3 separate regions of the Homo sapiens genome follow, and regions 2 and 3 are each linked to region 1. A link is a loop called in an ENCODE intact Hi-C map of the cell type or tissue named here. Cell type or tissue: endothelial cell of umbilical vein. All regions are shown on one strand.

What was found. A loop is a pair of places that touch in the nucleus more often than their neighbours do. Peaks named below come from ENCODE experiments on the same cell type or tissue, not always from the same donor. Only the 100,000 strongest peaks of a DNase experiment are listed, where the experiment ranks them.
Region 2: it touches region 1 in a loop (3-fold over the local background); 3 of 110 quality-filtered maps call a loop at or near these places.
Region 3: a loop joins it to region 1, with 8 times the contacts of the local background. A loop is called at or near these places in 29 of 110 quality-filtered maps.

What each region holds. Positions count from the first base shown.
Region 1 is chr3:29,691,289-29,699,288 of GRCh38, forward strand. The region is part of intron 4 of RBMS3 (RNA binding motif single stranded interacting protein 3); the gene reads left to right. Among named protein-coding and RNA genes, the nearest start is that of RBMS3-AS2, 52 kb to the left of the region's middle. In endothelial cell of umbilical vein, no CTCF peak of the experiment used is centred here; DNase peaks (open chromatin) are centred at 2,823, 3,713 and 4,423; H3K27ac peaks cover 3,000 bases.
Region 2 is chr3:29,331,098-29,339,097 of GRCh38, forward strand. All of the region lies in intron 1 of RBMS3 (RNA binding motif single stranded interacting protein 3), which reads left to right. Among named protein-coding and RNA genes, the nearest start is that of RBMS3, 54 kb to the left of the region's middle. In endothelial cell of umbilical vein, no CTCF peak of the experiment used is centred here; DNase peaks (open chromatin) are centred at 1,164 and 4,514; H3K4me3 peaks cover 625 bases; H3K27ac peaks cover 3,014 bases.
Region 3 is chr3:29,277,740-29,285,739 of GRCh38, forward strand. RBMS3 (RNA binding motif single stranded interacting protein 3) reads left to right here and starts at 3,332. Exons shown (of 15, transcript NM_001003793.3): 1 at 3,332-4,017. The coding sequence starts at 3,943. RBMS3-AS3 (RBMS3 antisense RNA 3) reads right to left here and starts at 3,200. Exons shown (of 3, transcript NR_109804.1): 1 at 2,992-3,200. RefSeq lists an enhancer at 2,187-2,236. In endothelial cell of umbilical vein, a CTCF peak has its summit at 3,140 (motif pointing right); DNase peaks (open chromatin) are centred at 3,122, 3,972, 4,862, 5,452 and 2 weaker places; H3K4me3 peaks cover 3,866 bases; H3K27ac peaks cover 5,474 bases.

The DNA of each region.
Region 1 (8,000 bases):
GTCAAGAAGAAAATTGACTAAATAATTATGGGTTCTGTACCTTCTCCCAGAATACTTACCCTTGACCTGAGGAATAACTTTCCTTCATGGTAAGATTGACCCAAAATATGGCTTGAAATGAACTTTCTCTGCTCTAGTATTAAGAAATAATAGCACACACTCTTGGTACTTCTCTTTTCATGACTTGTTCGTGGGTTTCTGTCAACATCAATAAAGTGGTTCTTTGTAATAGCCAATCATTTGTTTAATGCATGCCTCATTTCTACTCATCTTAGAAAGAAAAGTCAAGAAGTCCCACAGAAATGCCCCAAAGGAAAAAATAAAATAAAACAAAATGGCTTAATTCATGACACTTGTGATTTATTGAGTCTTCTTTCATCTGTCATGTAAGATGTACAAGCACCAGGTTCAATTTTTATTTTTGGTTGGTTTCTCTGACAGAGACTCATAATTCTGCCCTAGAGTTAAATCTTATGGAAAAAAACACTGAAAATAAATAGCACGTTTCTTCCTCTAGATGCCATCTTTTCTCTGTCACATAACAATGCGGATTTGCTCCCAATAGTTTATGTGCATAGCTTTCAAATCTAACACTGGTAGCAATCAAACAAGTTAAGTATAAATCTTATTTATGTGTGACCCTTCTCTCTCTCTCTCTCTATTTTTTTTTTTTTTTTTTGAGATGGAGTATCCCTCTGTCGCCCAGGCTGGAGTGCAATGGCACAATCTCAGCTCACTGCAACCTCTGCCTCCTGGGATCTCGGCTCACTGCAACCTTTGCCTCCTGGATTCAAGCAATTCTCCTGCCTCAGCCTCCCAAGTAGCTGGGATTACAGATGCCTGCCACTATGCCAAGCTAACTTTTGTATTTTTAGTAGAGATGGGGTTTCACCATGTTGGTCAGTGTGGTCTCAAACTCCTAACCTCAGGTGATCCACCTGCCTTGGCCTCCCAAAGTGCTAGGATTACAGGTGTGAGCCACCGCGCCCGACCTCTATATTTTTTAAATGCCTCATGTTTCCATTTTAACTTGATCTTGCATATATAACCATTTAACCAAGCTTGCTAAGACTTAAAGAGGTATAATTTTAGCTTGTCAATATTCATTGTTTTGAGCCCTGTTTATAATGAAGTATAACAATAAGCATTATTATGCTTTAGTGAGTTGAACTTGAATATGCTTGAGTGACCTGACTTGCTCACATTAAAAACGGAACAACAGAACCGTAGAAAAAGTGGAGTAATCTCAAGATTTTCTTGTAAACGTTACATTAAGAGACTTTATTTGACAACCTAATCAAAAAACTGACCATGTGTTTTCCTCTTCCCATCATTTTCTCAGATTCCCTTTCTATCATTTTCTCTCCCATCATTTATCCTCATGATCCATAGCGATTGCAAAGCACATCGCAAATGTGAATAGCTATATTGTTCCTGCATGATAGTAATGAGTATACTGCTACCTCCAAAGGGGCTGAAAGTTAAGATAGGTCTTTTACAAAGCAGGAAACATAACCTTAAGCATAATTATAAATTATATATATAATCATGCTCTCTTTTCTTTAGGATAAGTGATTAGTGTTCAAGTTTAGTGCTTATATTTGCTTTAAAAATGTACATTGTGCTCATTTATGTTTTGGTACGGACAGATCCTTTATATGACCACTGTGCTAAATATTTTTTTAAATCACTGACTAGACATCCTGATTTATGTGTCTAGATTTATATTTCCAGAAACATACACTGTAACTTATTCTGTTTAATGGCTAAGACACTTCTGCATAATTTACATTGAGACTAAAGTGGTTTTTTACTGAGATACTTTTCTCTATGACAAACCAACATTATGATATCTGATAGAAATACAACACTCTTCTTTACATTTTTTCCCCAAATTTTAGAATGAATTAAAGACAAATACCCATCAGAAAACATTCCTTGAAAATGCATAATTGTGATGTGTGATGCTGTACAGAGCAAATTCAGACTAATACATAGACCTCAAATTCATGACTATAATTTTCTCTGGATAGTTAGAAAGATATTTTAAGGTGTTTCATGCCTGAGGAATAATGTCATTATTGAATGCATATACATACATGGATGCCTCTGAGGATGTCCTATATCTAATAAACAGCCCAAGTCATGGGCAAATATATATCTTATAAACAGGGGGATGGGAAAAGCATGCCAATTTATTTCTATTGAGCTAAAATTTAGGGTCCACATTTATTTATTGACTATGATCTTGGGTAAATGACTGAGTTTTCTTGTGTCTCAGTTTACTTATTTGTAAAATAAATCATGTTACTTCAAAAGATTATTGCAAAGATTAACTACTATTAGCATATAAGAAAGCTTAACATACTTTATTCATACAGTCATTCTTCAGTTTCATAAATGTGCCCTTCTCGGTAGAGAAATGGGTAACATCAGTGAACTAGGTTGAGACCGAAGCTGTACATAATGATAATTTCAATGATTTGATCAATAATTTCAGATTGATTTTTGTTCATCCTAAGACAAAACTTTGAATTCTCTATCTTTTCTGTTTGTCCCCTCTTAGCTAGGTTGGAAATACTACTCTTGTTTTGTTCTTTAAAGGCAAATAGTAAAATGTTTATCCATTATTTTTCAAACACTGATTACTGTAGACAGTGTCAACATGATCAGTGTTTGAGTTTTAAAGCAATAGTTGAATCAAGTTGCTTCACAGTGGTTTCTTCAAAATACCACAAAATGACAGGAACACTTACGCAGTGAACACTTGGATTTGCTTCTTGATCCTTGGTATTTGAAACATGTATGGAATGCATCCTCTGTGTCAGCCAAGACAGCCTCTGGAGAGTGAGGCAGGTTTGTGTGTTGAGGGAAGGGGGTGTGCAAGGGGGTGGCCATGGCTACATTAGTTGCCTCTGCTTCTGATATCTGTTTTTCATTACATTTTGATAGATTATGTCATCTTTTTGTCACATACATTTTCACCCAAGTCTGGAACTATATTTCTCTTTCATTTCCAACTTACATCCTCAAAATCATTCATGGAAGCCTTTGTCTATATAACAAATTTCTCTACTATTTTGAGGGAACATGTCCTATTGTAGAAAGATAAACCTTTTACAATTGTTCGTCATAAGAGGAAATCTGCTTTAAAAATATTTCATAGGGCTGTCTTACTCTTATTCCTAAAAAAAGTTATTACTGTAGAACTAGTTAGCAAGAGTTACTCTGTTCTGGGTTACTTGGGATTCACTGTTAGCAAAGACTAACAATTAGTTTGTATATCCGTATATGGATGTAGGTGGTCACAGTAATTTCCTGCTTGATTTTTTTTGAATTCCAATTAATATAGGAAGTTTCTGAATTTCTAGGTATTTCAGGATTTGCATATACTTAGAGTTCAATTATGTTTTAAACACATTATCTGTGCAAGTGACTGTCCTAAATGTTGTGGCTAAAGAGGAGGAAGCATAAAAAAATAAAAAAAATTAAAAACTGTTCTTACCCATCTCCCACCCCAGCCCCAAATTTTAAAATCTAGCAAAGTAAAAAGCTGCATGCAAATTTTTTTTTAAAAAAAAAATACAAGGCAGATTGTTTTATATTCATGTAACAATTGTCAGGCACAGGAGCCTAAGCAGACACATTCCTGGTGTGGTTATTCATAACTTAGCTAAGCAATGTCTGCTATTTATCACTGCACTTATAGGCTGGTGAGAGTCTCTCATTGCCCACTGCTGAGTCACTCACCTTTTCATTTTGAAAGCAAGTTTGGCCATTTTTTTTAAACAACACTTTTGCTCAAATAACATGAAAAATTCCAAGTCCCTTTGGAGTTTTACTCTTACTACTACTGTAGCAGTTTGTTCATATTAGGATCTCGCAGACTATCTAGAAGCAATGAATTATTATCTAGTCTTGCAAAGATCTAGTATAAGAAAGGATAAATAAAACTAACAAATTTTAAAATGGTATGAATTCAGGTTTTGTGACTTTTTCCTTATTAATAAAAAAGGATTAGTGATACTAATGCTACTGGATTTGTAGAAAGGTTAAATGTAAGAATATGGACAATTGGTTGGAGACATGGTAGGCATTCCACAAATGTAAGCTCACTGCGAACTTCTTAGAACTCTGTGTAGAGTATGTATTCCTATGTTTGTTGAGGAGGGGCATTTTAGTTAATATATAGATCCTACTTTTAATTATTATTTTCACTCTTTAAATGTTAGTTCTTCACTTCTAGAGTTGTTATTCTGTTGGCTTCTCATTTTTTCCCCTTTTTTTCTTCCAAGTGCAAAATTTTAAGTGAAATCTCAGGCAGCCCTCATTTAACAATTTCATGTGAAAAAATAACCATTGTGAACTCTCAGAGTAGTAATTACAGGAAGTTATGAAACTTTGCTAACTTTTACTAACAGATAAAGCATTTTCTTTTGATTGTTAGGAAATCGTGTGTGGACAGCACGGGAGAACACACTCTGCCTGTACACATTGCCAACTCTTGCTTCATTGAGTTTCACAAACAATCCCAAGCTTAATTTTAGCCAAAAATGTAAACCAGTTCCCACAGTAAAAGTTGTGCTAATTTCCAAGTTGATTTTTATTTCTTTTTCATTCCTCTGTTGTTTGAACTGGTCAAATTGAGCAGTGAGATGGCCAAGGGACAAAGGGTAAGGCCAGGGGGGTCACTAAACCAAGACCAGGCTCTAGGATTTCAATGTTTCTTTCTTCTTTCTTGCCGTCAGTAAAGATCCCCTAGGCATTGACATTTTAAAAACTCTCCATGTCTTCTGTTAACTCCCTTAGGATCCTGATCTCTGTAACAAAGATGGATGGTGACACTTAATTATGGACACTCACAGGCATCCAATTCAAGCAATCCTGGCTTCCAAGCCCAGATCTGCCCCTTACTAGCAGTGTGACTTCACGTGAGTTAGGCTCTCAGTTTTTTTCATCTTTAAAATGGGGATTATATTTCCTGATTATAGTAGCTGATTATAATACAGATTATGGTGCCAATCTCAGAGGTAAGATAAATGCACTTAGCATACAACATAGAACACAGTAAGTGCTGAATAAATGGTACCTGCCATTATTATTGCAAGCTAATTAAAAACGATCATTTGTACTAAATTATGTTTTATTCAAGGAAGGTAATGTCATTCCTCACCAATTAATCATTTGTTGATGAAAGGCCCTTGAGTAGCAATGTCACACACTGTATGAGAACTGGAAAGGATAGATCTTTTGTTACATCAGCCACCCTGTCTCATAGATGACTGCTGGCTCCTCTTTTCTGCACGAAGGCCAGAACATGAAAAGTTAGATATTTATAAAATTGCTCAATTCATAATATTTGAGAGTTGATGATAATTTCTGTTTTAGCTCTTGCTCCCCAAGGAGCAGATGCTTCTGGGGAGGTTCAGGAGCACGTGAAGAAACAACACTGATAGATGGCGATCGGGACAAGAGCACCTTATTAATTCAGCTACCACTGTGGGTGACTGCAGGTCAATACCCTAGGGCAACTCCAAGAGCCAGTGTAGGGTACACATCTTAGAGTCATCATACACAAGGGGTGAGGGAGCTAGGTTATTTATACACCAACCCCTGATTGACTAGTAAAATGTCTCCCCTGGTCGTTTGGGTTTTTTTTAATTTTTAATTTTTGTAGGTACCCCTAGTAGTTGTGATTTCTCCAAAACTTCTAACTTGCTACAAAGGAGGACAACAGAGATTATCCAGCCAGAGAAGTTCTTACATAAAGAAATGCAGGGCCTGTGTGCTCAGCATGGTAAGGACAAGGTAATATAAACAGGCACAAAAAGCATTTGTTTTTATTTCTTATACAGTAATATGGATCTAAGTTTGGGAAAATTTTAATGGAATCTTCCTGAACATATATTCTTAATGATACAATTGGTTTATATTAAAATTTGCTATTGAAACAAATGTAGTTTTGGTAAAGAAAAGCTATCATATACCTATGGAATTTTAGACAACTTCCTCCAAACCATTAATCTTTGCACACTTGCTTCTTAATGAGCCCATTTGCACAATCCTATTTATCATTTTACTTACATGCTTGTCCATCTCTCTGAAACGTTGGGGGAACATGACCAGAACTTCACCCGGTTTACTTTTCTTTCCATTGTTTAATCCACCTATCTGAGCTACCTTGTTTACCAATGTTACCCATGAACTGACAGGAGTTTATTTTAATCTAATATTCTGCTTTTCAAAGGAAGAAACTTATTACAGTTTGAATGTATCTTGTCCAAAATGCCTGGGACCAGAAGTGTTTCAGATGTTGAATTTCTTTGGATTTTTGAATATTTGCATATATGCAATGAGATATTCTGGGTATGGGACCCATGTCTAAACACAGAGTTTGTTTATGTTTCATATATACCTTATATACATAATCTGAAGGTAATTTTATACACTATTTGAAAGTAATTTTGGGCATGAAACAAAGTTGCGACTGTTTTTTCTGCGACCCACCACATAAGATCAGATGTGGAATTTTGCAGTTGTGCATCATTTTAGCGCTCAAAAAATTTCTGATTTTGGAGCATTGTGGATTTCAGATTTTTTATTTAGAGTTGCCTAATCTGTATACAAAAACTTTAAGTACTCTCCTGCCTGATATGCTTAGTAGTGCATTCATCTGCAGATTCTACCAACTTCTGTCCTTTTGTTATACTGCTGATAATCATTATTCCTCTGACATATTCCACGTGCACCTGTCTTAACAACTAAGGGGGAAAAGCAACACAAAAATCTTCATACTTGGTGCTTCATTTTATGTGAGCTCCCTGAAGGGACAGGCTTGTGGCTGTGCCTACATTCCAGTGAAATTAATGCTCCTTCTTCAGACTACTGTTATTCTATTTATAGCCACAGGACTTCAATTTTATAAGAGTCCAGAAAGTTCTGAGTAATGCACAGAATTCTACATACACAGCAAATGCAGCCATGGCAAAATGTAGTCCCTGGTGAGGGAGGCAAACAGAGAATCAACAATCCTTTGCTTTTATTGGAATAATAAAACCGGAGCAGTTTGTGTCTGAATGTGCTGTAAACCAGATTTTTTTTTTCATGTAAATTCTATAGCCAGGATATCACAGACATTGCCATGAAAGTGGTAAATGGAGAAATACAGTCTTTGGAGGAATCTTGACTTCTCAGCACTCTTTGTTTATTCATTTAAATGTGCCTATTTTTATGGATGGTGGGTCAAGATGGCGGATTCAATGAAATAGTATTTCATAACAAAATGAGCATGAAGAGAATTTGGGCATGTCTACCAAAACACGAAGGACAAGTGAGTACAATCATATATTGTTACCATCTCCCAAGTCTTCTCATTTGCTTTTTTTAAAGTATTGAAAATTCTGGAAAGACTCTGTGTGGACTATGCTATTCTTAATGTTTATTAAGGAGAGGACACTTTACATAATTTATAGAGCTTATTTTTAATTATTGTTTTGACCCATTGGATGTAATTACACATTTTTTGTTGTACGAAAAATTTATATAATTAATACTACCATATTAAAGACTATTATAAAATATTTATCACCATTTATTAGACTAATGGTAGCATACTATTCACTTTTATTCACCCAGCTTTCTTCACATAACAACATATCTTGGTGCTCCTTTATAATAACAAATGTAAACATTTTCGACAAATACATAAAGTTCCATTTTGTGAATACTTCACAGTTTAATAAACCATTTCCCAATTGATAGGCAATTGGCTTTGTTATGAAATACTATCCTAGTGAAGAGGCTTAAACATACACAAAAAATCTTTCAATAAGTACCTTCTTGAAAGAAGGTTTCAAATGTAGAGCTATTTTCATTTTTTTGAGATGAAGTACCACTCTGTTGCCCAAGCTGGAGTGCAGTGTCACAATCTCAGCTCACTGCAACTCCGCTTTCCAGGTTCAAGCAATTCTCCTGCCTCGGTCTCCGAAGTAGCTGGGACT
Region 2 (8,000 bases), 360 kb before region 1:
AATTGATTATGCTGATGGGATAAGCCTGTCCTCTCCCATTTTCAACCAGTCTGTGCGCTGCCTGGTGTTGGCACTCTTACCCATATCTCTCTGAATACCTTTTTACTATTTCTGCACTCCCTTCATCTGCTTCTGGGTGTTTGACTTGTGCAGGCTAGCACTAGTGACTTTCTTCAGAGGACTGCCTTAGGACAGCTGGAGACCTGAGGTACCTGGGAGTTCCACGTCCTCCCTGGTGTTTATGAGAGCCCAGCTCCCTTTCCTTAAGTTAAGACGAACTCCAATATGTAACTTACAGCCTGTAGTTTCCCAGTAGGACCAAACTAAAGCTATCCTTTGTTGAATTTCACTTGAAAAAGTACTCTTGCTTGCCTTATTTCCCTTCTCTGTCTTGTTTCCCCATGATTTCCTTCCCAATTATCCGGGGAGCACTTCTTTAATAAATTTTACCCACAAATCCTCATCTCAGACCTTGCTTCCAGGAAACCAGACTTGAGACATCATTCCTTTTTCTGTGATCCATGTAGAATGTTATAGTCAGACTTCTCAGCCTCGCGTGGCTGACCAGATTTCTATGACTGTTTTTCTCTCATGGTACACACATTTGATTCTGTCCATGGAAATCACAAGGTTTTTTTCCAGATTCACAGGGGCTTGTCCATAATGGTGATTTGAGTTTTCTGAAATAACAAAACTTACTCAAACCCAGGATAGCTCCTTTTTTTTTTTTTTTTTTTTTTTTTCCGTTTGCTTTTCTCAAGTGCAACATCTCTCCTGTGCTGTTTCTGAAACTGGCTTGTTCATCTATTAGAGCACAGGCCACATACTATGTCCAATTATAGAATTTGTCTCTCAAACTGGACTGTGAACTCTTTGGGGGAGTATCTGGTCATCAGAATCCCTGACAAGCAACTCACATGGTGTCTTCCACTCCACAGCTCCTCCGTAGTTGGTTGCTGCCTTCTACTGATGAAAGGACTCAAGTATACCTAGGTTTGTGATAACAGTCTTTGTGACTGCTTCATTTTGATTAGCCTCTTCTGTTTCAGTTTATTCAGCCCAGCTCTGAAAACACTGACTGATTTATCTCTTTTAAATTTAATACATTTTCTATCCCCAATCCAGTGAATATCGGAATATCAGGATAATCAAGAACAAATGGCAAGTTAGGAAGTGATGCATTTGGAGACAAAACAACAAGAAACAGTCATGAACATTCTCTTGCCTCCTTTTGTTTTTTTTCCTAAGGTCTTTATTCACAAATGAAATGTTATTGTTTTTTCAGTTCTCTCTCTCTTGCTCTCACTCTGTGTCATCCTCAAATATGTTAGAAATATTAACTGAGAAACATGCTTTATCTAAGAAATGAGTATCTTTTCAAGAATGAATGCTGACCTGAATATAATGTGGAATTACCCTGGGCACCAAAGACAGCTTGCCTGGGCATGATTGTTCCGGAAGCTATTACTGAAATTTGGAACAGCACCCTCAATGTGGTGTCAATGCCTCCTTCAGTTCTGAAGTTTTGAAATAAATACTCGAAACATCCAGTTATACACCCTCTTTCCAAGAGTGTTTGCACATATTTGGTGCTCCTCAAGTTTTTCAAATTAATGTTGATGAAATAAAAGAGTGATCAGATGAATCTGGCACTATATTTCTTGCAAGGACAAGAAGCTATTTTTCAGAATCTTGCCCCAAATATATAATTGATAACATTGGAAAATAAATAAGGAAATTTTACTTCTGTTGCATGTTCCTCCAATCATTAGTAGACTGACTTTGAAATGAGAATTCAAAGTATAATTAAATAATGGCATTATTCTGGGATGACTTCATACCATTGTTGTAGACTAGCATATGATTTTACTAGTTATTATTTTCTCAGCTAGTCTATTAAATATAGAAAAATTTCAGTAACAGAAAATATTGAAAAATTTTAGAAACAGGAAAATCTAACCTTTTACCTAGTAACCATGTACTTTTTTTCATTAGGATTCCTCTTAAATTTGTATATGTGTGTATATAATCTGTATGTATAGTAATATTTGCATATGTTACTTTTATATCAGAGAGAAATTAAGGGAAAAGGTTCTGGCAAACTCTAAAACTATATTTAGTCCATCTTTGAATCAATTGTGTATTTCTTTCATGGCATAATCCTACCTGGTAGATTATTTCCTTTATTCCCAGAGGTGAACTAGTCAGTGATCATTTGCATCCAGTGCCCTCTCAAGGGTTTATGCCCAATTAGAAAGCAGTAGCACTATAATGTAGCATCAGCACGTATAACATTCAGTGCTGAGACGGTGGCTTAACAATTCATGGGGCTTGATAAAAAGTATAATTTAAAAAAAATTCCACTGCATTAACCCATTCTTCTTTAACTCTAAGACCAGACTGAGGGAAAAGTAAAACAGAACAAAACTGCTTTCAACCTACAGGGCAGTTTAAATTTTAAATTTATAGTGAAGCTACAATTAAGGTGATTTAGTATAGTCCCTATTCTCAGTTAACAACTTCCCTTTGGAACTAGGGTGGGTAAGTCTTGAAATATTCAATAAAGAGCGATCCATGTGACTAAGTTGAGTCGCTGTGTCTCCGTTGCAGCAGTGCAATGAAGCCTCCATCTGGAATGAATTCAGCATCTTTAACAAGTAAGAACAGGGATGCAAAGTTGTCTTTGTTTTCTTAGTAGGATTAGGCTATGATTTTTGATATGACAGACAGTTCTTTATAGGATACCCTGAAAATCCTATTTAGTATTTGTTTATGCAAAGAAATTTCTTGTTCAGTGGAGCAAGAGTCAAGAAAATATAGTAAGACAGAATGGTTAAGTGCTCAGTACTTCCATAATTAGAGAGATCTAGACTTGCTTGTATCTAGCGTTATGACCATAGGCAAAGCTGTACAATTCATACAATTTCTATGTTTTATTTTCCACATCTGTACAGCGGGACTATACTAGAGAGTTGATGTGAGAGTGAAAATTTAAAAATTATGTCTAAAGGGCTTATTAGCTTAGTACCCAACAACTAGCAAATGTTTCTTAAAAATGGTGCCTGTGAACAATAACAGTAAAGTCATAGTTGTTGCATTAGCCTTTTGCTTTTATTATACATCATTACTATTTAAGCTTTTCACAGTTCCGTTTGCAATACACATATAACTTAGTCCTGTAAGTTCATTCCAAGATTGAGAGTTAAGATGTCTTTACAAATATGAAAAAAATGAAGAGGTTAGTTTGCTTAAATTACTTGCTATTCCTAATTTTGATCAAGTGTTTTCTTAATATTTTGCATTATTTAGTAGCTAATTTTTCCCATCCTAAAAGTATGTTTGTAAATACTCTCGTGTCTCTATATTTTTAAGAAACAGTGTTCTGTTTTTATATTAAGCTTAATAGTTTAATTTTTTTTTGCAGCTGTGAGGCAGCAGATGATAAATCAAAAACTAATATTTTCAACTATCTCAAAAGATAAAAGTCTGACACACTAAATATGGACTAAATGAGGCTTATGGATGATTTATTCTAATTAGATATAAGGTAAATAAATGCTCCTGCAGTTGTGAATTTTATTAAAGTCAGGACATGTCGTTGTTCAGGCTTTCCTGCATTGCGCTTTAAAGAATCATTTGAAAATATTTTGGGTCTGCTGTTGCTGAGACAATATGGCTTGGCAGTGTATTGGTAACTTAATAAGCTCACCACATTTGTCATGCAGAAACTGTTCTTTATATGCAAAGCTGTCAGACAGATTGAGTGTATAATTCTTCTTCGCATGAAATAATATGATAAAACTCCAGTATCAAATTGAATGCTGTACTAGCGTTTGGAATCTTTCATGCATAGGTTGGAATTGTTTTACAATGGAAGCATTGTTTGATGACAAATACTCTTTTTGTAACATTCATCAGTTATGTTTTAATAGCAGGCATTTTCCTCCTGACTATAGGTCTGCCTTTTTTGCTGTTAACATACTGGAAAATGAAGCCTGCTTCTCAGTTATGTTTGACATTTTTTTTTTAATGGTTAACTGCTACAATTAGACTGCACTGTCAGTGTTGTAGATGTTTTTGTTCTTCCTACAAAAGACTATCCTATTGGATTTTGCCAGTTTTATGATAGAGCAAACATTATTTACTCCTTCCTGGTTTTGATTCAATCTCCAATGATAATGCGTACTGATACAATATTTTAAGTCTCACTTCATCACAGAAGAGAATTGCCTGGTATGTGCCCATATAATGCCTGTTGGTGCAAGCAGTGAGATAATAAATTAGCAGAAATTATGCATATAGTCCACGTGGCACATTCTAGAAGGTTAAGCATTTATTTTGGTCCGTGGCAGATATGCTCAAAGAACTCCCCTGCCATGTCAATTTCAAGGGTCTAAAAGGGAAAGAAATTGCTACAAATACATACACAGCAAATGTGCTTAAAGCAGCTCTTTGCCAAGCAAGTTCCTGTTACAGAGTGGCCTGGTGCCAAAGCTCTTCTAAGCACTCTACTGCTACTTAATGTATTTGGTATGTGGGAGAAACTCGTAACTCTGGGACTGCCCAGTGTACGGCGTCTGTCACGTCTGAAGTGTGAGCATTCCAAAGGCTCACAGCCACCCAGCTCAGAACTCAGCGGGGAAGACAGGAACAGGGGTCAGCCTGAATAGAAAGAGACTAAAAGATACATTTGTGAAATTTGTGAAGATATCTTTTTCTCTCTTCCCTCCTTCCTTTTTCCTCCCTTCCTCTTAATTCCTCACTTCCTGCCTCCCTCCCTCTTTTTCATTTTGTTTTTTATTCTGTTTTGTTTTTGAGGGGTACTCTGTTCTAAATGTATTCAAATGATTATAAAATATTCATGGCAATTCTTAGGACTGGGCCTGGCGTACCTTAATTTTTCAACTGATCAGCCTTTCCGGTTTTTCTTAACAAAGGAAAACCAGATCTTTTGCATCCCATAACTTCGTAGCAAAGCCTCCATCTGGAATGAATTCGGCATCTTTAACAAATATGTGTTCTCTATTCAAAAACTATCTAAAAATAGTTCTCAAACAAGTAAGAAAAAATATTTTGACATTTTCTTCATGTTTTGGGTGGTAAGCACAGTTTGAAACAGGCTTTCTGTTAATTTTCATAGGCTTAGGAGTGGATGTACTTTTGTGTGCATGTACAACATATTTTGCTCAAGGATGCTTTCTGATCCAAACTATACCATGGCAGTTGTGTTTTTTTGCAAGGCACAATTCTTAACATGAGTCAGCTTTTCCATCAAACTCAATTACAAGTATTCAAAGTAAAATGCTCAATCAAGATCTACTGACACATGCCAATATTGATTTTGCTTACGTAATTTTAGATGAAAAAAAAAACCATAATCAACCTGTGAGACGGTGTTTGTGGCCTCAACCCCAAAGATACTGATGGCAATGACTTTATTGCGGAACGAAAGGATTACTTTATAGGAAAGCTGGGCCCCTGTAAGAACAGTATCACTTCCTATAATTTATTAATCAGCTACCATGTCTTAGGCATCATGAAATGAAATATACATATGTGAATATTCTTATACAGAGATATATCTTGTCATTTAATCCTAAAAAGATATTATTAGTCATTCTATAATGAAAAAACTGAAGCTTGCAAAGTTGAGCAAATTGTCAAAGGTAAATTGGTTAAACATTCCAACCCAGGCCTGACACTGCCTGCTTTGCCATCATGTTTTCCTTTTGGAAAGACAAAAAAGACAATATGTTGATTTTTGGGGGTCAAATTCATATTTAAACAATTACAAATAAAATTAAGTCAAATTCCATGTACCTTCTCCTATTTCCTAGACTTCTAATACTCTTTGGTCTTTTAAAGTATACAGTTTTAGCAAATCTGAAACGGTTTTTTAAAATGCTCTAATTATAATTTCATTGTAACATGCTTAAAATTCTAAAATTAACTCTAGAGTATTTATATACATATAATATGGTTAATTATTCTTAACCCCCACAGCTTATCCCTTTTGTTATTTTTTAAAGATGATTTCACTTTAAAGTTGGTGCTCATTTATGGAAATATTTGTAAACTAATGAATACATTGCTATCACTGGAGTAATTTCTAGCACCCAACATAATGTCCTTGGGATATTTGATACAAAATGTTAAAAAATTATCCCTATTGATCAAAATTATTTTTCTATATGTTACCATATAGGTACTAAAATAGTACCTATATGGCCCTAGTAATCTGTAAGATTTAGGAATATATGGCTGGATGCAGTGGCTCAAGCCTATAATCCCAGCACTTTGGGATCCAGGGGTGGGAGGATTGCTTGAGGCCAGGAGTTGGCGACTAGCCTAGACAACATAATGAGACCCCATCTCTACAAAAAATTAAAAAATTAGCTGGTCATGGTGGCATGAGCCTTTTAGTTCTAGCTACTTGGGTGGCTGAGGCTGAGGCAAGAGGATTGCTTGAGACCAGGAGGTTGAGGGAACTGTGGGCTATGATCATGCTGCTGCAACCCAGGCTGGGTGACAGAGTGAGAACCTGTGTCTAATTTTAAAAAAAGACTCAGGAATAGGAATACACTAGGGAAGGTTATGTTTTAGATGTTCTAATGTGATATGAAGCTGCACAGAATCAAAGACTAATGTAATAATACAACCATCTGATAAAGCACAAATAAAAAACAACCTTACAATACTACTTGTCTCTACAAACACTGTGTTTCCAGTAAAACAGTTAGGGGACATGTTTGATAAGCCTGATCTTTCTAAATTACATTTGTGGTGCAAAATGATTTCTGGTAATTATAATTTAGGAAAAAGCAGGTCACTTGGAAAACAACTCTGTTGACTACCTTATAACCTTGGCTAGAATGGTATAAATGGAAGGGACTCATCTATTTTGACCTCTCCATTTTTGAGATGGGAAAATTGAGGCTCAACAGTATCAAGTGACAGAAAGCCTCAAGACCTAAGGCCAGTTAAAGATGTAGGGATCTGGGAACAAAATATGCATGCCATGATCTGTGCTGTTTCTTCTGTGTTGTGATTGGGTCTCTTTAAGCTTTTTTTAAAAACGAAGCTCCACATCTATTTTGTCTTTGATTTGCATTCATTTTCATATGCCAGTTATAAAGTATCAATTCTAGCATCTTAAATATCACAAATGAGGCTTAGAATGTATTTAATACTTCATCTATGAGTTATATAAAAGCAAATAAAATGTGTCATAATTTACAGATTGGTGTCAACTGAAGCACAAAAAAAGAGTAATTGGTTTGCCTTCAGCCCAACAATATGGTCTTTGTAAACTACAGAATAGAATCTCTCCTGTAAAGGTTTAGAATAGTAGTTCTCAAAGTGTGGTCCCTGGACAAGAAGTTTTAGCTCCATCTGGGAACTTGTAAGAAATGCAAATTCTCAGATTTCTGCTCAGACTTACTGAATCAGAAACACAGTGGGTGGAGTCCAGCAATCTGTATGTGAAAAGCTCTTCAGATAATTTTGATAAATGCTAATGTGTGAGTTACTGGTCTACTGGTCTAGATTATGCTGTCTAGGATTTCTCCTCTCCTCTCCTCCTCCTCTCCTCTCCTCTCCTCCTCCTCTCCTCTCCTCTCCTCTCTTCTCCCTTCCTTCCTCATCCTTATTCCATAAATAATTTGTTATTATTATTATTATATAAATAATTTATTACTTTTGCATGAGTAATGTCTCTTAAGAACCACCGTATCAGCTATTACTCCAGACTTCTGATACGGTTTAGAACAAATTTTGTCACCATGTTATGGTTGAGTGGAACAGCATCATCAATTTTGATATGATTCTTGGCAGGTGTTTTCCTTGCTAATTTCAAATGATTGCTTCACCTGTTAGTCTCTGCCACTCTTGCTACTAATTGTCATCTTTGCTAGCAGACCTCACTCAGAGGTCAGCCACTGTAAGCCAGGAGACTCCAGGATCCTCTAACTCTTGTTGGCCTCTCACCCCCACCTGTGGTA
Region 3 (8,000 bases), 410 kb before region 1:
CCCACAGGTGGTAAACCTACTTTGCATTACTTAAGAAAAGCTTTGAAGGTGCAATGAGGGTTTTTAAGCTAATGACAATTTATGCCTAAAACATTACAATAATCCAACGAAATCAAATAGCATTTTAAAAAGTAACAATTTTATGTAGAAATTGCTGATAGCATCAACACATGCTGGGAACTTTACAGATAATGGGTTATATCAGTTTTGGCTGAGGAGTCATTTGGCCTTTCATTTGTAAATAAGACAGTATTCTTTTCCCTTTAAGGAGTATCTAGACCATGTATTAATGAAAGAGTATTTATATCCTTTGTCCATGGTGGCAGAATTAGCCAAAGCAATCTTGGATTTTGTTCTTACAAGATAGAACTTGGAGGAGCATTAATAGGTTGTTTAAATGACAGCATTCTATAGTTGAAGATGACTAGATGTAGAATCTGAATATTTGGATAAAGTCCTTGCTGTACTGTTAACTATCAATTAATTAGCTTTCCATATCAGTTCTTTACTAAGGTTTATATGATCTGGCCCAAGGGTACCTCCCTAACCCCATTTTATGGTCTTTCCTCACTTGCTTCATTTCAGCCTCTGTGCCGGATCTTGCACATTCCAAAGACACAGTCCCACTGCAGGCCGTTCTGTACTTACTGTTCCCTGTGACTGGGATGTTTTTCCCCCATGTGCAGGCTGGCATTTGTTAAGCAGATCCAACATGGTACAAGGTGTTTTAAAAGCTTCATGTGTTTATCTGGGTTGGTTTTCTAAATAACTGTATGAAGTGAATAGTGATATTTGATGGATGAAGAAACTGAGGGAGATGAATGAAGAAGGGGCAGGATTGGAACCCAGGCAGTCTGGATGGGATCCAAGGCATTAACACGAAGTATTCTCACAGTGCACAATACCCAGAGAATGGTTCACACCCTTGCTTTGACCTTAGGAAAGCATTTTCCAAGGCTCTTCCTTGGAGAGCATTTTCCTATCTTGTTTAAAGTAGAATCTCTGTGACTTTGTTTCTCTTTACTCTGTTTCATATTTCCTTACAGCGCTTTGTATTTCCTGACATTATACTGCATATTTACTTCTTTATCCCTTTGTTTGTCCCCCCTTCCCCACTAAATATAAACTCGATGAAAGAAGGACCTTGTTCTGATTCATGTGCCTCTATATCCTGCACCCAGGTCAATTCTTGACCTGTAACAGGGACTGAAATGTACTGAAAGAGGGATGTAAGTCAGGTTGAAAAATTATTAATTATGTCTAACATTTTATTCTTCAGACATTTACTGAACACCCATTTTGTGCTCAACTCTATGCAAGTTTTTGGAAATATAAAGGCAAGTGAGAACAATGTGACCTCCTGCCCCCCTAGAGTTTAGAACATCATGGAAGAAACAAACAATAAGCAGGCAAATACATGTAGAATAAGCCTTCTATGAGGGCAAATATAAAGTGCAGCAGAGAAGGAAGGGTTTAGAGAAAGCTACTGTGAGGAGGTGATATCCATACTGAGACCTGAAGGACAGGCTGAAGGGTAAAAGAGGTGGAGATGGACTTGGGAGAGCACTCCAGGAAGAGGGAATGACAGAAGCCTCTGAGAGCATGTTCCTGTCCTGAAAGTAGCTCAGAGTGACTCCGGTATAGGATGTGAGGGGCAGAGTTGAAAGTCCGAGACTAGAGTAGAAAGCCAGGGCCAGACAGCTCGTCAAGTGTCCTGAAACCTATTCCAAAGAGTCAGGACTTTATTGTTTGAGAAACGTGACACCACTGGAGGATTTTTAAATCAGTGTCATTTTTAGTGTCTGATTCAGTGTACTGCCTTCAGCCAGGAGAGTTGGCAGTATTTCTATTTTATAGATGGGACAACTGAGGCCCCAAATAATACATTTAAGAGATAGGTGGGGTTGATTTAATATTCTCAATCACCATGTTGTCAGGGCCTCCTAACTCTTACCCTCTCACCCTCCATCCTTCCTTCCTTCTGATTGTTATTCTTGTCAAAAGTAAAACATAAAACTATTTACCTGCCATCCTTATTTTTATCCAAGGAACACGTATGCACTCACACAGCTTCCAGAAACCAGTTCCCCTCGGTGGAAGCCAGTTGCTTTAGGGGTGGTGCGGCTTGTATGTGGATGGACACCATGTGTGCACTGAGCCCAAATTCTCTGTTCTTCTTGACTAGGAAGCTGGATTTGTACCAGGGACCTTTTATCTAAATAGGAGACTCTGGGCTCAGGAGAACAGAGCCGACTTGACAAAGTAGAAAAGAGCTCAGTATTGGTCTGCCCACGCTTTGGGCATGCGTGAGCACTCGCAGCAAAACACAGCTGGCACATCTAATTTTAGCCTCGCCCGCCTTGAAAAGGGACCCTTTAAGGAAATATATTTTATCTGAAACAATTTGTATTATAATGTAGCAGCTGATAGACATGACAGAATATTATCATTGGTGGGAAAAAACTCTGCCAAGCAATTATGATTTTTGTTCTTTTTTTTTTAGATGATATCAGTAAAGTGATTAAAGCATCAATGCAACAAAATAATCATAAAGAGAGAGACAATGGGAGAAACAGATTTTATCTGTAAAATATCTGACGAACCTAAGGGGTCACTTCCTTTGATTTTTTTTTTTTTTTTTTTTACAAAATGGATGTATTTTAAAAAAGTTATTATTTTTGATATGTTCAGTTGATCAGTCCAATCTGATGACATGTGGCATTAATAGTAGTCCTGGAGTAGACCCTAAAATTTCTTCAATACTTAACATCCACCAAGTTTTCCAGGTAGTAAAAGGTTAGTTTCTCAATCAGCTCTTGGATGCGTCTGGCTCTAGCGTGTTAACAGATTTTGAAAGCATCCGGGACTTACTTTTTTCCCCTTTAACCAGCAAGGTTAGTTCCCCTGCCTTTATTTCTTTTCCTTTCTCCTCCTTCCTTCTTTCGTCCTCTCTTCCCTCTCTTCTGTGTTTTGTTTAGCAGTGTGGCTTACCTTGGAACTTGGCAAAAAGAGGAACAAAAAGCAGCTCTTGTGTGGGGTAGATGGAGGAGGGATAAGAAATAATCCACCGCCCGCATTTGAGTTCTTCAGGTTCAGTTCCAGCGGCAGCAGCGTTGCTGCAAAAATCGCTTGCTATTCGAGATAGCCAGCAGAGGGAATCGGAACTTTGCTTGCAGCAGGGGTTGAAGCAGCCTTTTTTTTTTTTTTTCTTGGAGGAAATACTGCAGCCTTCTGGACTGCGTACGCTGCTCCCTGGAGAGGCTCTCTCGGTTCCACCCACCGGCTGGAAGGAGGGGAAGTGAATGAAAGGACAGGACAAGCCCCGAACACCATGTCACTCTGGGAGGGAGACAGCAGCAACTAAGCTGTACAAGGTTTTTTTTTTTTTTTTTTCTTCCTTTTTTTCTTTTTTTTTTTCTTTTTCCCCTTTCTTTTTCTTTCTTTCTTTCTTTTTCTTTCTTTCTTTCTCTTTCTCTCTCTCTTTTTTCTTTTTCTTTAAGGTGGGGAAAGAGACAACCAAGAGACAGGAAGCTGATCTGCAAGGATTCGGAGTTGTGCTAAAAGGACTTTGATTTTTTTCCCCCTTTACGAACGCTGGCAATTGACATCACTACAGACAGCCTGGTTAGAGAACAAACTGCCTCATCCCAAGTGGACCCCGGCAGCTGGGGGAAGCCAGGCAAGATCTGGGAAGGCTGTGTGTGGGTGTTTTTTCTACAGATCTCACTCCTCGCCCTTTTTTTTTTTCCTTTGGTGTGTGTTTTTTGTTTTGTTTTGTTTTTTAAAAAAATTCTTGCTGTGTTGGAACTAGCGAGTGGTGGAGTCTCTGAAGCCTCATCAGTCACCGGGACTGTCAGGAATAGTGGTTTAAGAGGAAGCTCGGCCTGGGGCACTATACCCTGTCATCCAGTTCCCTGCCTCGGAGATAAAGATTCCAGCTACATGGGCAAACGCCTGGATCAGCCACAAATGTACCCCCAGTACACTTACTACTATCCTCATTATCTCCAAACCAAGGTATGGCTTGACCCACGGTCTGGCGATCAGCGTGGTATCGTTCTGCACTTGGGATGGGAAACAGACAGGCGTGTGAATTATTAGTTAACCCCCACCCCCATCACTTCTTCCTGCTTCTTTGAAATTAGTGACATACCAATGGAGTTAATGAGGCAGAGGAAGACATAAGAAGAAAGCAGCAAACCCGGAATTGTAGCTTTCTCTTTAAGGAGAGATAATAGTTTCACTTGAGTTCAGTTTCTTTGTTGTTATTTGGCAGCATAAATGGTCCTGATATCAGGAACGTCTTTTGCAGATGGGCACGGTTTTTAGAAAGCAGATCACAACAGTGATTACCAGGCACAAGAATATAATTTCAGGGGCTTTTCTGGTGAGCTGTTCTTTGATTGTGGCTCTAAAAGGGTTTTTCCCACTGGATAGGACGTGCAACGGTGGGGGTAACTCAAACTTTTAATCGCAGGGTATAGAATGAAAGAAGGGTGTGAGAAGGTATAGGGCTCCTACCAGAGTCTCTGAGAGTTTATTTTTATTTTTAATTTGCCTTGCCTATTTTATTTTATGTTGAGGATGATCAGCATGCTACAGACTGCTTTACAATAGATGTTCTTTACTTTTAGAAGATCTATTTTTCTGTGTAGCTGCCATGAGGAGGCCTGAGTCTTGAAAAGGAATGAAATGTAACTGATCATAATTGGACTTGAATTGGTTAAATACTTTAGGCTTTATGTGTGTGTGTCAAATGACCATTAGGGGCCCAGAGGCAAGCCCACGTAAGTAAGCAGTGGGCAGTACCTACCCTGAACTTTATCCTGCAGTTAAGACATGAAAGACTCTCAGGTGTGAAATCACTGCTCCGATTTGTCAATTAAATTGGACTTGATTAGGGGGAAAACATGTTAGCGGAGTGACCACCTCGAGTGTACGGGTGATATTATTTTGTATTGCATTAGCATTAGCCAGACTCCACCGTCTCCTTAATAAATAAATATGCCGAGAGTGAACAAGGCGTGCCTGAATGATCTATGCTGTCACCAGGACTCGGTGATGTGATTAGGGTTAGGTAATTCATGCTGTAGTTATCTGTCATTTATTTTGTCTCGTCCAGCAACGCCTATTTGTAAACCAGACTGGGAAGCAGACTTTCAGTATTATACAAAAGATTATTGCTTTGTTTTTTTCTTTTTCAATTGCTTTGTAATCCACCCTGCCCCTCCAAGGTCGACTCACACTGCTATTTGCCTTTGTGAGCATTTAGTTTGTGCTGCTGATGCTTAAATAGACTAGCCCTCCTGCTCGGTGCCTTAAGTTTTAACTCTTTGGGGGTGTTAGGTTGAGAATGCTGCCTGCCATTCCTCAAGGAAATGGCAGAGCAAGGACAAGTTAAAAGGGGAAAATTTACAGTCATTTCTCATGCCTCAACAAAACAAAAACAATAAACTCAAAGGTTGCATGAAAAATATCAGACATTCCATCCCTTTTACTCATTTGGCTACATTTTTCCAAGTGTTTCAAAAATTACACTTTGTTTCGGGTCCTTGTTTTCTACTATGGTATATATTCAGAAAAGAAACTTTAGATTGAAATGAATAACATAATTGTTTTTCTGTTTGAGACTTCTTTTAACCTATTACTAACAGGAAATAGTGAATGTTATGCACATTTTTTCAAAGACACAGGCTGCTGGATGAGCTATACTAGTAGAAAGTGTGTGCGAGAGAGAGAAAGATGGGGGGTAAAGAGAGAGAGTGGAGTAGTGAGGGAAAAGAGAGGAGCCTGAAAAATAGGGAGATTGTAGATATCTGTTTTGGAGTTCTATGTAGTTTAGTGTTGTATAGACAGGCGGCATCTGGATCTTGTTACTCTCAAGCTAGCCAACACCTTGAACTTCTGGAACATTTTTAAAGAAGTTAGATCCATTAGGCGTCCTATGTTGATATTTGGATAATCAGATCAGGATAGTAGGGAATATAAGATCAGCTATTTTGCCTATCATGGTAGTTCACATTGATTATTATGTTGTAAAATGTTGACAATGCTTTGAAGTTGTCCTGTATTGTTATGGTGGCTCTGAAATGACAGACATTAATAGCATTCCTGGAAGCTGAAGATGAGAAAATGTGCCCTGTTTTGAAACTTGCATAGAGAGGAAATGAGATGAAGAGTCAATGTGCAATCATATTTTAAAATGTGGGTACTGGGGATTTTCTGACAGGGTTAATACTATACAATGAAGTACCATCATGTTTCAGTGTAACAGGAAAACAACTGGGTTATTTCCACATCACTTTTTGTTCCTTCTACACTTATACCTCAAAATATAATTTATAATCATTTTAAATGAAGTACATGCTGCTTATATTTATTTGGTAAGCCTGGGTGGAATTCATAAAATCCACTCTTTGTAGCCTTGGCTTGGAGTTATAATCCAATTTGAAATTCATAGCTATTTAAAATGATGCTGATATGTCAATAATACTTATGTTTGATGAAAATAGAGTCTACGGTAGGTAAAAATCGTATTCTGGTGATAACATATCTTAAATTTTTCTCTAAATTGAGGTAGGTTTTCTTCCTGCCAATCCACAAGGGCTATTTACTATCATTAGTTTTTTGGGGAAAATCTTCATGGGATTTTAAAGGATTGAAATGTTTATTACTACATTATTTCAGAAAATGCACACATGCTGAACTCTCTTTTTCTACTTGTGTAATGATAAATACCTTTGCTATTTTTTAATGATAAAACAAAATGAAAATGAGATTTAAGAAATAAATGCAGATGTTTCCATTCCCTGGAATACATAGTAAAGTTTTAGAAGAACTTGCGACACTTCCCTGCCTTCTCTGCTCCTATTATTTTCCATTGCATTGGAATGAATCTCTCAACTTTGTTTCTTTAAAAGTAAATGTTTATGCTCCTTCAAATAATTTTTCAAATCCTTAAAATGTTATATATTAGAAAAATATACATGTAAGTTAAGATGAAAACCCAGTGGCTGACTCATATCTATAATGTGTAACAATGTTGTCATCCTGTGCTCCCTCTTTCACACCTCACGTCTTTAAAAAGTTGTCATTTGTCAATTTTCTTTTTGATGAATTTTTCTTTTTTTTTTTTTTTTTTTTTACCAAAAGAAGCAATTTCAAGGAGGAACATTACTTCGCTTAAGGAATAATGAAGAAATCTTAGTGATATGTTGTAATATTTAAATAAGAAACAACCGGATGAAAAAATAGTTTATCAAGGCAAATTTGCTGTTTGGAAGGGACACCCAGAATAATCAGCAAGTTTTAGAGAAAAAGGGCTCAAAAAATAGTTCATTAGCTTAATGACAAAATACAAAATGTTTGATTAGTTGTAATCCAACATTTTTTAAGTATTTTATCACCCTTTCCAAAAAAAAAACAACCTGTTGCTGTTGACTTATGAGATCCCAGCTGAATTTCATTCTGAATTTTTGAGGTACTTGCCGGGGTGGGGTGGGGGTGGGGGTGGTGGTGGGGAGTAGGTGGGGGTGGATGGGGGGTTCTTGAAAAAAAATTAGTCAAGCTAGGTAAGCTAAAAAGAAGAAAACCTGGTTACAGCCCGGTGAATTGATTTTTTTCCAGCCGAGAAATAGATATTTCTCTCACATATATTTGGAAAACTTTAGTCATCTTCATAAAACTTAAAAAGTTACCTAAGCACACACAGCAAGTTTCTCCTTTCTTCCTTTTCCACACCCTTACCAGTTCACTATGTTTCTACCAATCCAGTGCCCAGTTGCCAATGATGTTGCTCTCACATGAATTTACTGCATTCCCTTCTGGTTCCCCAGAAGGTCTTGAAGAAAGAGGTTCAGACTAGTGGACCCAAACAGAATTTCTTGGCTGGTGATACTCAGATTGTGTTCAGAGCCTGGTATGAAGAAGGGGCCAGGTGTAAGAAGTAGTTAATCAACTGCACGTTGATTTCAGGCTGAATATTCAACCATCTGCAGCCA